Regions from separate parts of the Homo sapiens genome. Here region 2 is linked to region 1. Evidence: chromatin loops called from intact Hi-C (ENCODE). Cell type or tissue: PC-9. All regions are shown on one strand. Each heading gives the region's core, and the rest is flanking DNA. Links, peaks and the distances in the headings are about the cores only.

The links. Hi-C counts contacts between places; a loop is a spot of excess contacts. Peaks named below come from ENCODE experiments on the same cell type or tissue, not always from the same donor. Only the 100,000 strongest peaks of a DNase experiment are listed, where the experiment ranks them.
Region 2: a loop joins it to region 1, with 2.2 times the contacts of the local background. A loop is called at or near these places in 2 of 110 quality-filtered maps.

The regions. Positions count from the first base shown.
Region 1 is chr17:69,044,021-69,050,359 of GRCh38, reverse strand. ABCA9 (ATP binding cassette subfamily A member 9) reads left to right here. Exons shown (of 39, transcript NM_080283.4): 3 at 870-1,077; 4 at 5,024-5,188; 5 at 5,760-5,863. Among named protein-coding and RNA genes, the nearest start is that of ABCA9, 14 kb to the left of the region's middle. In PC-9, for the core only: no CTCF peak of the experiment used is centred there; a DNase peak (open chromatin) is centred at 2,809; H3K4me3 peaks cover 453 bases; H3K27ac peaks cover 1,114 bases.
Region 2 is chr17:69,211,622-69,217,960 of GRCh38, reverse strand. It overlaps ABCA10 (ATP binding cassette subfamily A member 10), which reads left to right. Exons shown (of 39, transcript NM_001377321.1): 7 at 1,603-1,744; 8 at 1,961-2,146; 9 at 3,110-3,257. Among named protein-coding and RNA genes, the nearest start is that of ABCA10, 14 kb to the left of the region's middle. RefSeq lists an enhancer at 4,060-4,980. In PC-9, for the core only: no CTCF peak of the experiment used is centred there; no DNase peak of the experiment used is centred there.

The sequences.
Region 1 (6,339 bases), core at 1,270-3,769:
GTGTGTGTGTGTGTGTTCGTGTGTGTGTGTGTGTGTTCATGCAACAAATATGTATTGAATGCTTGGATAGGCAGGGAATAAAGTATACAACAATTCCTGCATAGGGAAAAGATTATATAAATGTAAAAGTTGTGATCCCGCCCTACATAGATGTTTTACCTTTAAACTTTTAGCTCTTTTTTATATAAACATTATATTTATTTTTCTATTAAGATAGAAACAGATATAGACCAACACACATAGCTAAAAAAGGATCATATGATGAAGATGACATATAACTCTTTTAAAAAGGACTTATGTGTAGTATCATAACTAAATAATTAACTAGGTTCTTATCACTGGGTTTCAATTGCATTGTGCTGTATTTCCAATTCCCGAATGTGGTCACGATGACCACATTCAAAAAAACTTTGTTTTTTTATGAGCAACATTTTGGGACTATCTTCTTCCACATACCAGCAACAGAAGGTAAAAATATGATATGATCTTGCTCCTGTTGATGGAAGCTAGTTACCTATTCCACATCACCTACTATTTATTTATCACTGTCACTAAAATTTTAACATGACTAAACTGTTGGGCCATTCATAAAGTAATACAGGCTTTATCACTTGCACTAGAGTGTGGTAAACTTAGATTCTCAATTATAACTGGAATTGATGTTACAATTCTGTCTTGGTAGACAATGTGCATATTTTAATATATGCAGATTAATGGACAAAGAAAATCAGGATATTTAAAAACTAGGAGAAAGAATAAATGGAATGCAAGCCAAATAACAGAATTAAGTATTTCAAACTGTTTGTGGATGATTGATCTGTGGTATAACATCTACCAGTTTGTTTCCTTTTTCTCTTATTGCTATATAGGAATGGCTCTTTTCATTTCTTCTGGTACTGTTTCTGTACCTATTTTTCTCCAATTTACATCAAGTTCATGACACTCCTCAAATGTCTTCAATGGATCTGGGACGTGTAGATAGTTTTAATGATACTAATTATGTTATTGCATTTGCACCTGAATCCAAAACTACCCAAGAGATAATGAACAAAGTGGCTTCAGCCCCATTCCTAAAAGGTATGTTCCCTGGTTGTTCATAGTAATTTCCTTATTTGCAAAAGGCACAAATTCATTTTGAGATTTCCTTCATAAATTATGTTGAATGTTCAAGTTTCTAGAGTTTATTAACAACATTAACGTATATTCCTTCCAAGTCTCAAAATTTTTTGTAGTTTGTTCACTAGTGTCCCATTTAGGAAATTCCATATTAAAAGGGTTATCTTCATAATTGTACATATCAAAATGAGATAGTCCAGGGTTATTTAAATGTATGTTTGTGAAAAGATTCTGGAAACATTGGACTGTAGTGACAGCATGATTTTTCAAATACATACATATTAAGAGAGAAACTATACATCATTTTGAAAACCCATGGGCAATATTTACAATGAAAAGAGGTGACATGTTTCCTTGTACCACAAAGTATATATGTGGGTGGGACACAAAGCTCTAAAAGCCACAAGATTGGCGTGGTTTTTCCTGTGGGTGTAGGAAGAGAACAAAGAGAAACAATAAGGTATCTGATGGTCCTGAAGAAACTTCTTTAAGAGTTCATAATTACCCACCAGAAAGCAGAGAGGGCCAATTTGAGAATCGCAACTGAAACCATATTCAGAAATTTTATTACTAGTATAGTTTTGGAATGCTATTGAAGCTGTTAAATGTGTAAAGTGTGATAGACCAAATAAGTAAGTATGGAATAGTCTCATTCTCTCACCCATGTGTCCTTAAAACTTGGGAGTCACACTATGGAAGAGAAGGTCTAGGGCAGGACATTTACAAGGTGAAGAACCTTGTCATTCCAGATAGCTTAGAGACTAGCCATCAAGACCTGATCGGTTATGCCAAAAGAACTCAGCAGCCAATGTGGCGTAAGTCCATGCTTTCGTCAAGTTATTAAATGAAAAATATAACTAACCGTTTTACCGTTAGAGGATGATACAGGTTGAGCACCCCTAATTCTAAAACCCAAAATCAGAAATGCTCCAAAATCTGAAGCCTTTTGAGCCTGACATGATGCATAAGTGGAATATTCCACACCTGACCTCATGATAGGTTTGACTCTGTGTCCACACCCAAATCTCATCTTGAATTGTAATCCCCACATGTGGAGGAAGGGACCTGTAATCTCCATGTTTTGAGGGAGGGAAGTGATTGGATCATGGGAGCAATTTCCCCCATGCTGTTCTCATGATAGTGAGTTCTCACAAGATCTAATGATTTTATAAGGGGTTTTCCCCCCTTTGCTTCCTGTCTCTCCTGCCACATTGTGAAGGTGCCTGCTTCCCCATCTGCCATGATTGTAAGTGTCCTGAGGTCTCCCCACGTTGCAGGAATCAGGAGACCAGAAAGACCATATGGGTGGAACAGGAGGATTTTATTTAGGTGGCCACTGGCCCAGCAGATTAATATCCAGAGGCTGAGCCACGAACAAAGACAGGGCTTGACTTTTATTCATGCAACTGAAGTGGGGTGGCTAGCCAGTGGCGTGAAATTTGCAGGATGGGGAAAGTGAGAACAGAACAAAGGCAGTTAATCAAACTGTGACAGGTTTTGCAACTTAGGCATGTCTTGTGACCTTTGCCATCCTGCACAAATGGGAAAACAGGAACTTACAAAATCCTTGCAAACTTGCAGAAATAGTTACAAAAGTAATTATAAGAGCAGAACAAAGAATGATAGCATGGGGAGAGAATTTCAGGCAGAGACTGATAAGAACTTGTTTTTCTCCTCCCTGCTCTTGGAATCCATTTCTCTGGGGCCCCTGCCTGGCCTTGCAGATAATGTTATCATAGCTCCAGCTGCACTTTGGAGTGAGTCAGCCTGGTCAGGGAAGGACTTGTTTTCTCTTTACTTGTTTTTCTTATATTTCCTGCTTCACCCAGCCATGCAGAACTGTGAGCCAATTAAACCTCTTTCCTTTATAAATCACCCAGTCTTGGCTATGTCTTTATAGCAGTGTGCAAACAGACCAATACACCTCATGTGATCGGTCACAGTGAAAAAGCAGTAAAAACTTTGTTTTATGCACAAAATCATTTAAAATATTGTATAGGCTGAGTGTGCTGTAATTCCAGCACTTTGGGAGGCTGAGGTGGGCGGATCATCTTAGGTCAGGAGTTCTAACCTGGCCAACATGGTGACACCCCATCTCTACTAAAAATACAAAAATTAGCTGGGTGTGGTGGCATGTGCCTGTAATCTCAGCTACTTGGGAGTCTGAGGCAGGAGAATCACTTGCACTCAGGAGGTGAAGGTTGCAGTGAGCCGAGATCGTGCCACTGCACTCCAGCCTCAGTGACAGAGTGAAAGTCCATCTCAAAAACACAAACCAACAAACAACAATTATATATATATATATAAAATTTTCTATATATATAAAATTTTATATATATATATATATATATATATATATATATATATAGTATAAAATCGCCTTCAGGCAATGTGTATAAAGTGTATGTGAAACATAAATGAATTTCACATTTAGACTTGGGTTGCATCCTCAAGATTTCTTATTATGTGTATGAAAATATTATAAAATCCAAAAAGAAATTGAAACCCAAAATACTTCTTGTCTTGAGTGTGTGATAAGAGATACTCAGCCTATTGTGATGAGTTCTTATTATGGAAAATAGCAAATAAAGAGAAAATACAAGCACATATCCCACGTGAACTATTGCACAACCAAATAGATAATAGAAAATATTATTTTATAAATGTTTTATATTAGTAGATGAAAAAGAAATGATAGAAATAAAACATCACCATTTTGAAACTCCCATTGAATTAATGGACCTAGGCACTGAGGGTCAACAGCTGGAATATCTCAAAAAGAGAAACAACTAGAAATTATAAGCCTCTCATAAAACAACACATCAACACCTATCGGCTGGCAAAAAAGGATTAGACCTGAGTCTGGTTAAGCCTCTGGATCTAGCTGCTGGATTGTAGGAAATACCGAGGACAAAAGAACTTGCTGAATTGCACCAGGAGGGTGCGCTTATATGGGTTAAATGGCCTGGGTTAGATCAGTAACAGTCAGCCATTTACACTACATATTTTAGAATAAACAAAGTCTCTTAAGGAAACACTATCTAAATGCAACAGTTTTATTCTGTCTTTGGAAATTTGGCTACATTGACATCACTTCCAAATGAAGATGTGTACTATAATTGCAGCATATATTCCAACTTTAGATAGGTTTGTTTGTATATGAATTTAAATTGATGTATTGGTATTTCCAATATCAATATTTATACCAGTACCAATACCAATGATTATTTCCAATACCGTTGGAATTTCCAATAGCAATAATTTTTTGAAATTCATTGTGCGTTAAATTATTGTTTGATATGGTTTGGCTGTGTCTCCACCCAAAATTTTATCTTGAATTGTAATCCCCATAATCCCCACAATCCCCATGAGTCAAGGGAGGGACCTAGTGGAAAGTGATTGGATTATGGGGGTGGTTTCTCCCATGCTATTCTCATGAAAGTGAGTGAGTTCTCATGAAATCTGATGGTTTTATAAGCATCTGGCATTTCCCCTGCTTGCACTCATTCTCTCTCCTGCCTCCCTGGAAAGAGGTACCTTCTGCTATGATTGTAAGTTTCCTGAGGCTTCCCCAGTCATAGGGAACTGTGAGTCAATTAAACTTCTTTCTTTATAAATCACCCAGTCTCGGTATTTTCTTATAGCAATGTAAGAACAGAATGATACATTGTTTAAATGATTTATTTGGAAGGGTAAGTTATATTTGCAATACAAATGTTTGCCATAAATTTCTGATTTTATCTAGAACATCAGAAATTCCCACCCCCCTCCCCTCCATGTCTTATTTAGGCCCAGCACTGCCTTTAGGAAGGAATAGCTTTAACATAAAATAACCTCAACATAATTGAATATGGCCAGGTAGAGATTTTCTTGCTTAACTATTTCTTTTGTTTTCTTCACATGGCAGGAAGAACAATCATGGGGTGGCCTGATGAAAAAAGCATGGATGAATTGGATTTGAACTATTCAATAGACGCAGTGAGAGTCATCTTTACTGATACCTTCTCCTACCATTTGAAGTTTTCTTGGGGACATAGAATCCCCATGATGAAAGAGCACAGAGACCATTCAGGTAACTTTTGAAGAAGAAAAAAATTTTTTTTGCTATTGTATCAGTAGCCACAAAGGGGGCATACCTGATAGCAGAGGTGAAACTACACAAACATATACAACCACAACATAGAGCTTTAATTTCTGAACATAAAGGAGATTCATATTTATTAAATGAAGCTTATGTGCTTAAGTACATTGTTTTATTAAGAAATTATATTTACTCTTATTTCTAAGTTGCTCCTAAAAAAAACCTGAACAAAATGATCTTGCTCATTGATTCCCAAACATTTTCTTAAAGTTTAGTGCTTTCTTGACGTAAGCAACAGAAGATCCAAGCTCAAGGAAAGCAATCTTGACCAATGGAAAGAATTATAAAATATAATGAAAAATCATTGAGAACTGGTCTTAAAAATATTCGTAAAGTAATTCTGCTATATTCCGTTTGGGTGTGCTCTGCAACTCTCAACTGAGAAGACTTACCATCCACTATATTATCATGGACTTTGCATTTTGAAACATTTGAAATTTTGTTTTTTTCTGTAGCCAAGATTGTATCATTCCGTAATAATGGATGTGTTCTTCTTCTAAAGCTCACTGTCAAGCAGTGAATGAAAAAATGAAGTGTGAAGGTTCAGAGTTCTGGGAGAAAGGCTTTGTAGCTTTTCAAGCTGCCATTAATGCTGCTATCATAGAAGTGAGTATAAAGTTAAAGGAATCTAACCACATTGCATTTGAATTTTGCTGGATGGTGATTTAATGGATTATCCTATTCTATCATTTATTCACTTCATTAATAAGGCACAATATACAGAACAACTTCCATAATAAAACCATTGTACTAAGTACTGGGGATCAGAAAATAAGTAGAACACAGGCATTTTTCTCCAGGGATACTGGTATAGGGGGAGATAGAAACATGGATATATAGTCATAATAAGAGTTTAGATTCTATCATAGAATTTTTTATTTTTAACTTTGTTTTTCTTAGAGACAAAGTTTTACTCTGTTGCCCAGGCTGGAATGCAGTGGCTATTCACAGACATGATTATAGCTCACTGCAGCCCCCAAACTTCTGGGCTCAAGTGATCCTCCTACCTCAGCCTCCCAAGTAGCTGGGATTACAGACCATGCCACCATGCCTGATTCTATCATGGAATTTAAAATGGTGTA
Region 2 (6,339 bases), core at 1,865-4,364, 170 kb before region 1:
TGGATATAATTTTTTTATTAATTGATATGTTGCATCTGTTATTGGGGAGGGTGTCTTAGACAAGCTCTTTCTCCTCTTTTCAAAGACAAGGAAAATAGATTTTTAAATAATAAAATGATATAATTTTCTTAAAAATATATAGCTTTGTGAATTTTGGTCTTTAAATTTTTATAAGAACCCATTGCCAAATGCAAGTATCCCAAGTATTAAGGTAAAACTGCTATATTTCTTGTAAAGCCCTCACACTTCTTGTATATTATCCCTTCTACTTTCTATCTGATCAGGCACAAATTTACTACTTAACTCAGTAGATTGTACTGCTTTGCCCAAATAAGGCTCAAGTATGCCAAATTCTCATTTATCAATAGCTTGTTTTTTCTTATTGTTGAGTACTATTCCATGGCATGGATGTATTTCTGTTTGTTTAATTCTTCAGCCTTTGGAGGAGATATGGGTTGTTTCTAGTTTTTGGCATTTATGAATAAAGCTGTGATTAACATTCATATACAGGTTTTTGTGTGAGCATAAGTTTTAATTTTTCTGGGAAAAATGCTCAGTGGTATATTTGCTGGATCATGTGGTGGTTGTTTAAAACATACCTTTCCATCTACTTCCAGAGATTTTCAAAAGCAACAATGTTTTGGCTACTCCGACATTCAATCACAGTTATACAACTATAATCATCATGATACCTTTTTTTTTTTTCTTTTTTTGAGATGGAGTTTCGCTCTTGTTGCCCAGGCTGGAGTGCAATGGCACGATCTTGTCTCACTGCAACCTCCACTTCTGGGGTTCAAGTGATTCTCCTGCCTCAGCCTCCCTAGTAGTTGGGATTACAGGTGCCCGCCACCTCACCCAGCTAATTTTTTGTATTTTTAGTAGAGATGGGGTTTTACTATGTTGGCCAGGCTGTTCTCGAACTCCTGACTCAGGCAATCCACCTGCCTCAACCTCCCAAAGTGCTGGGATTACAGGCGTGAGCCACCGTGCCTGGCATCATAATACCTTTCCTTTTATTTTAGTTTCACATTTCTTAATAGCACTATGGTATTCTGATTCTTAAAAATAATACATTGTCTAATGTCCATAGCCATACAAGGATAAAAAATGAAATGAGCTTTACTTAAATTGGAAAGATTTCTGTTAAACATTCAGAAGAATGGTATACCTTAGAAAGCTTTAGTATAAGGAAGTTTAAAGGGGAGATTGTCGTTGTTTTTCCACTGACATTTTATATAGTCATTTAACTGAAAGAATAAAAGTATATTTAATTATATTAAATATAAAATTTGTTCTACAGCTATAGAGGTAATTATAGTAATGGCTACTTTCTGTGCCACATGCTAAACTAACATCTTCAAAAGCATTATCTCATTTATTTCTCAGAACAACCATATGAATAGCTACCATGAAAAACTCCATTTTACAGATGAGAGTGAGAGAAGATAAATAACTTGCTAATAGTCACAAAATGTGTATGGCCACCCATTTAGAATAAATTTAGTCCTGATTTCAGAGCTTTTACTCTTAACCATTTCGCACATTACCTCTCCAAACATTTATGTTTGTGACAGTTGAACTAACACCTTGTTTCTACTATAGGCTCTCCTGGGGATTGACATACATTTGCTTCATCTTCATTATGTCCATTTTTATGGCTCTGGTCATAACATCAATCCCAATTGTATTTCATACTGGCTTCATGGTGATATTCACACTCTATAGCTTATATGGCCTTTCTTTGGTGAGTTGGTAAAAGCATATTACCTCTTAACCTGTTTCAGATTACAGATACATGAGCAAATAATGTTTCTTTGGGATATTAGTGTAATCACTATATTTTCTATCCTATTTTCTATATGTTTTGAGAAAATTTTTGACAATGTGAGAAATCGATGAATATTGCTATTTATGAATCTTCAAGGAAAAATATACCAATCAGACCTCTTTCTTCCTTCAGATAGCATTGGCTTTCCTCATGAGTGTTTTAATAAGGAAACCTATGCTCGCTGGTTTGGCTGGATTTCTCTTCACTGTATTTTGGGGATGTCTGGGATTCACTGTGTTATATAGACAACTTCCTTTATCTTTGGGATGGGTATTAAGTCTTCTTAGCCCTTTTGCCTTCACTGCTGGAATGGCCCAGGTAAGAACATAATTATTTCAAGATTTTATTATTAGATTTTCAAAATATGTTCTTATTCAAGAATTTGGTGCCTCATGAAATTTAATAATCAGCCACTCTGTGTTTTAAGAAATTCTGCTGTTGAGAAACTAAATAAGAACAACAAAAAAGTTTTATCAAATGGATAAACAAAGCAGGCAGATCATTTGTAAAATCCTAGCAAATTTAAAGAAGAAAAATAATTGCCCATTATCTGACCACTGAGAAATATCTGGTTTGTGTCCCCCTTTAAAGAGGCAGTAAAATGTGAGGTTATGAATAACGAGTGAAGCCAGATGGCATGGATAAGGGTCTCATCTCTGTTGCCTACCAGCTGGTGACACTGGGCAAGTCACTTAATCTCTTTAGCCTGTCTTCTGCAGAATGAGGATGTCAGTAGAACCCACCTCATGGGGGTAAATTTTTAGGATTAATTGTGCTATTATATACATATAGCACTAGTACAGAGCCAGATACATACTATCTAAATGTTAACTGTTATCATTATTATCTTTCTAGTTTTTTCTTCAAGTCTTCAGTACTTATTTAATAATTGAATGTTTCTGCAATATCTTATACTTAGAATTTTTATGTTTCTTTAAATGGGCTCTAATTATGTTGCCCACTTCAAGTTTTCCTTCCCAAAGTATGTTATATTTGGTTGCTTGTCCACTTCTCCATATTTTCTTTGTTAAAATACCCATGATTAATGATGCAGTTAATTTCTCTTTTTTGTTTTACTTTCATATATAGCATTTTAAAATTTTGTGAGAATACTTACATTTTTTAAAAAGCAACAATACTAATAGCACATTTACTATGCATATTTGAAAAGGTATTAAAATATTAATTACATATCTCTAGGTACCACTATTTTTTAAAAAAAATTGTTTTATTTAGTTTTATAAGTTCATCTAACATTTTATTTTTTCTTTTAAATCTCAGATTACACACCTGGATAATTACTTAAGTGGTGTTATTTTTCCTGATCCCTCTGGGGATTCATACAAAATGATAGCCACTTTTTTCATTTTGGCATTTGATACTCTTTTCTATTTGATATTCACATTATATTTTGAGCGAGTTTTACCTGGTAAGTTAATAGTGTGGTTAAAGTTAAATTTAAAGCAATTCTGTTTCTTAAAACATGTATTAATATCTGTTTATTTGTAACTTAAGAAGCATTTCTGATAGTAGAGAAGAAAAAATTTCAAAACAATAGAATTTCCTCATTTCCATTTTACTATTTAAAGGTATGAACTGAATCATTTTTTTTTTTTTTGAGACGGAGTCTCGCTCTGTCGCCCAGGCTGGAGTGCAGTGGCGGGATCTCGGCTCACTGCAAGCTCCGCCTCCCGGGTTCACGCCATTCTCCTGCCTCAGCCTCCCAAGTAGCTGGGACTACAGGCGCCCGCCACTACGCCCAGCTAATTTTTTGTATTTTTAGTAGAGACGGGGTTTCACCGTTTTAGCCGGGATGGTCTCGATCTCCTGACCTCGTGATCCGCCCGCCTCGGCCTCCCAAAGTGCTGGGATTACAGGCGTGAGCCACCGCGCCCGGCCGAACTGAATCATTTTTAAAAATCATTTTAATTAAAAAGAACTGTATTTATTTTGGTTTTTGTCTTTCGTAAAGGTAGGATGTATGTGTGTCGGTATGTGTTTTAGTTTGAGAGAGGGAGGAAAACACTTAAATCACCTATTGAATAATGATGCTTTTTAGTGCCTAAATTGAACTCACTTATGTAAAATAGTTCATTAATTGGTTCTTGTTAATATTTGGCTCAAGTATAGTTGTTCTTCCGAATCTCAAAAATATGAAGAAGGAAACACAATATGAAGTTAATGGATTATTTCTTATTCTCTCCCTTTTGTCGAAACATCAGCCCAATAAGAATGCTTTCTATAATGTTATTAAAGGTAATAAAATAGGGGAGGGGCCACAGAGTGAAGGAAGCTCCTAGCTGAATTTTGTAATAACTTTGAGCATGAATTTTCCTGAGCAGAATCGGAAGGGGCCAGGGTGGGGGTTGGTTAGGGGGTTGAACAGGAAATGTAGGTACTAGCGCAGAAGCAACAGCCAAAGGTGTGGGCAGATGGGGAGGGCCCAGCCAGGCCCGAGAGCCCTGCTTGCTTTCTCAGCAGGGAGGCTTATAGCCTGGGGCAAGATCTCAGCCTTGCTCACTGGATGCCTGAATATAAACTCAGTGCTGTTGTGGGGGCACAGTGGGAGTGAGACTGGCCTTGCTGACTGTGTGGGAGCTGGGTGAGGCCTGTCACTCCTGGCTTTCCCCCACTTTCCTGGCTATCTGTATGATGCAGCAGAAGTAGCCATAATTCCCCTGGGAACATAACACCGTTGGTCTGAGAACGACCCTCCCCCCACCCGCAAACCTGTCGCCCACAGTGGTCACAGCAAGCCCCACCCAAGGAAAGTCTGAGCTCAGACATGCCTAACCCTGCCCCCACCTGATTGTTTTTATTCTCCCCACCGCTGGTAGCTAAAGACAAAAGACACAAACTCTTGGGAGCTCTATGGCCCCACCCATAGCCTGAGAAACCAGAGTACTTATCCTGGCCACTGTAGGGCGCTACAGCAGCTGGTGCTGTCTTGAAAGTTCCACCTCCTGGTTGGAGGCCAATGAACTCAAGCCATTACACAAAGTCATAACAGAACAATCCTGCACCAAAGAAGGAGAAAACAACAGATAATTCTACCACTTGCAACACCCTGGCTAACCAGAGGTCCTGAGTCTGTCCACGTGGCAACTTCACTGCTAGCATAACCAGCATTCTAGAAAACCAGCATGATGAATAGCATAGTACCTCACATCTCAATACCCACATTGAATGTAAATGGCCTAAATGTGCCACTTAAAAGATACAGAATAGCAGAATGAATAAAAATTCACCAACCAAGTATCTGCTGTCTTCAAGAGACTCACCCAACACATAAGGACTCACATAAACTTAAGGTAAAGGGGTGGGAATAGATATTCCATGCAAATGGACACAGGAGTAGCTATTCTTATATCAGACAAAAAGACTTTAAAGCAACAACAGTTAAAAAGACAAAGAGGGACATTATATAATAATAAAAGGACTAGTCCAACAGGAAAATGTCACAGTCCTAAATCTGTGTGCACCTAATACTGGAGCTCTCAAATTTATAAAAGCAATTACTACTAGACCTAAGAAATGAGATAAATGGCAACACGATAATAGTGGGGGACTTCGATACTCCACTGACAGCACTGAACAGGTCATCAAGATAGAAAGTTAACAAAGAAACAATGGTCTTAAAGTATACCCTGAACTTAACAAATATTTACAGAATATTCTACCCAACAACTGCAGAATATACATTCTGTTCATCAGCACATGGAACATTCTCCAAGATAGACCATATGATAAGCAACAAAACAAGTCTCAATAAATCAACATTATATCAAGCACTGTCTCAGACCACAGTGGAACAAAATTGAAAATCAACTCCAAAAGGAGCCCTCAGAACCATGCAAACACACAGAAATTAAATAACCTGCTCCTGAATGATTGTTCGGTCAACAATGAAATAAAAATGGAAATTTAAAAATTCTTTCAACCTAATGATAATAGTGACACAACTTATCAAAACCCCTGCGATACAGAAAAAGCAGTGCTAAAAAGAAAGTTCATGGCATAAAATACCTACATCAAAAAGTCTGAAAGAGCACAAATAGACAATCTAAGGTCACACCTCAAGGAACTGGAGAAACAAAAACAAACCAAACCCAAACCCAGCAGAAGAAAAGAAATCCCCAAGATCAGAGCAGAACTAAATGAAATTGAAACAAAAAATACAAAAAATAAATGAAACAAAAAGCTGGTTCTTTGAAAAGTTGAACAAAATTGATAGACCATTAGCAAGATTCACCAAGAAAAGAGAGAAGATCCAAATATGCTCAATTTGGAATGAAATGAGAGATATTACAACTGATAACACAGAAGTACAAAAGATCATTCAGGGCCACTATGGACACCTTTATGTGCAAAAACTAGAAAACCTAGAGGAGATGGATAAATTCCTGGAAATATGCAACCCTTCTAGAATAAACCAGGAAGAAATAGAAACCCTGAACAGACCAATAACAAGCAGTGAGATTGAAATGGTAATTAAAATATTCCCCCCCGCC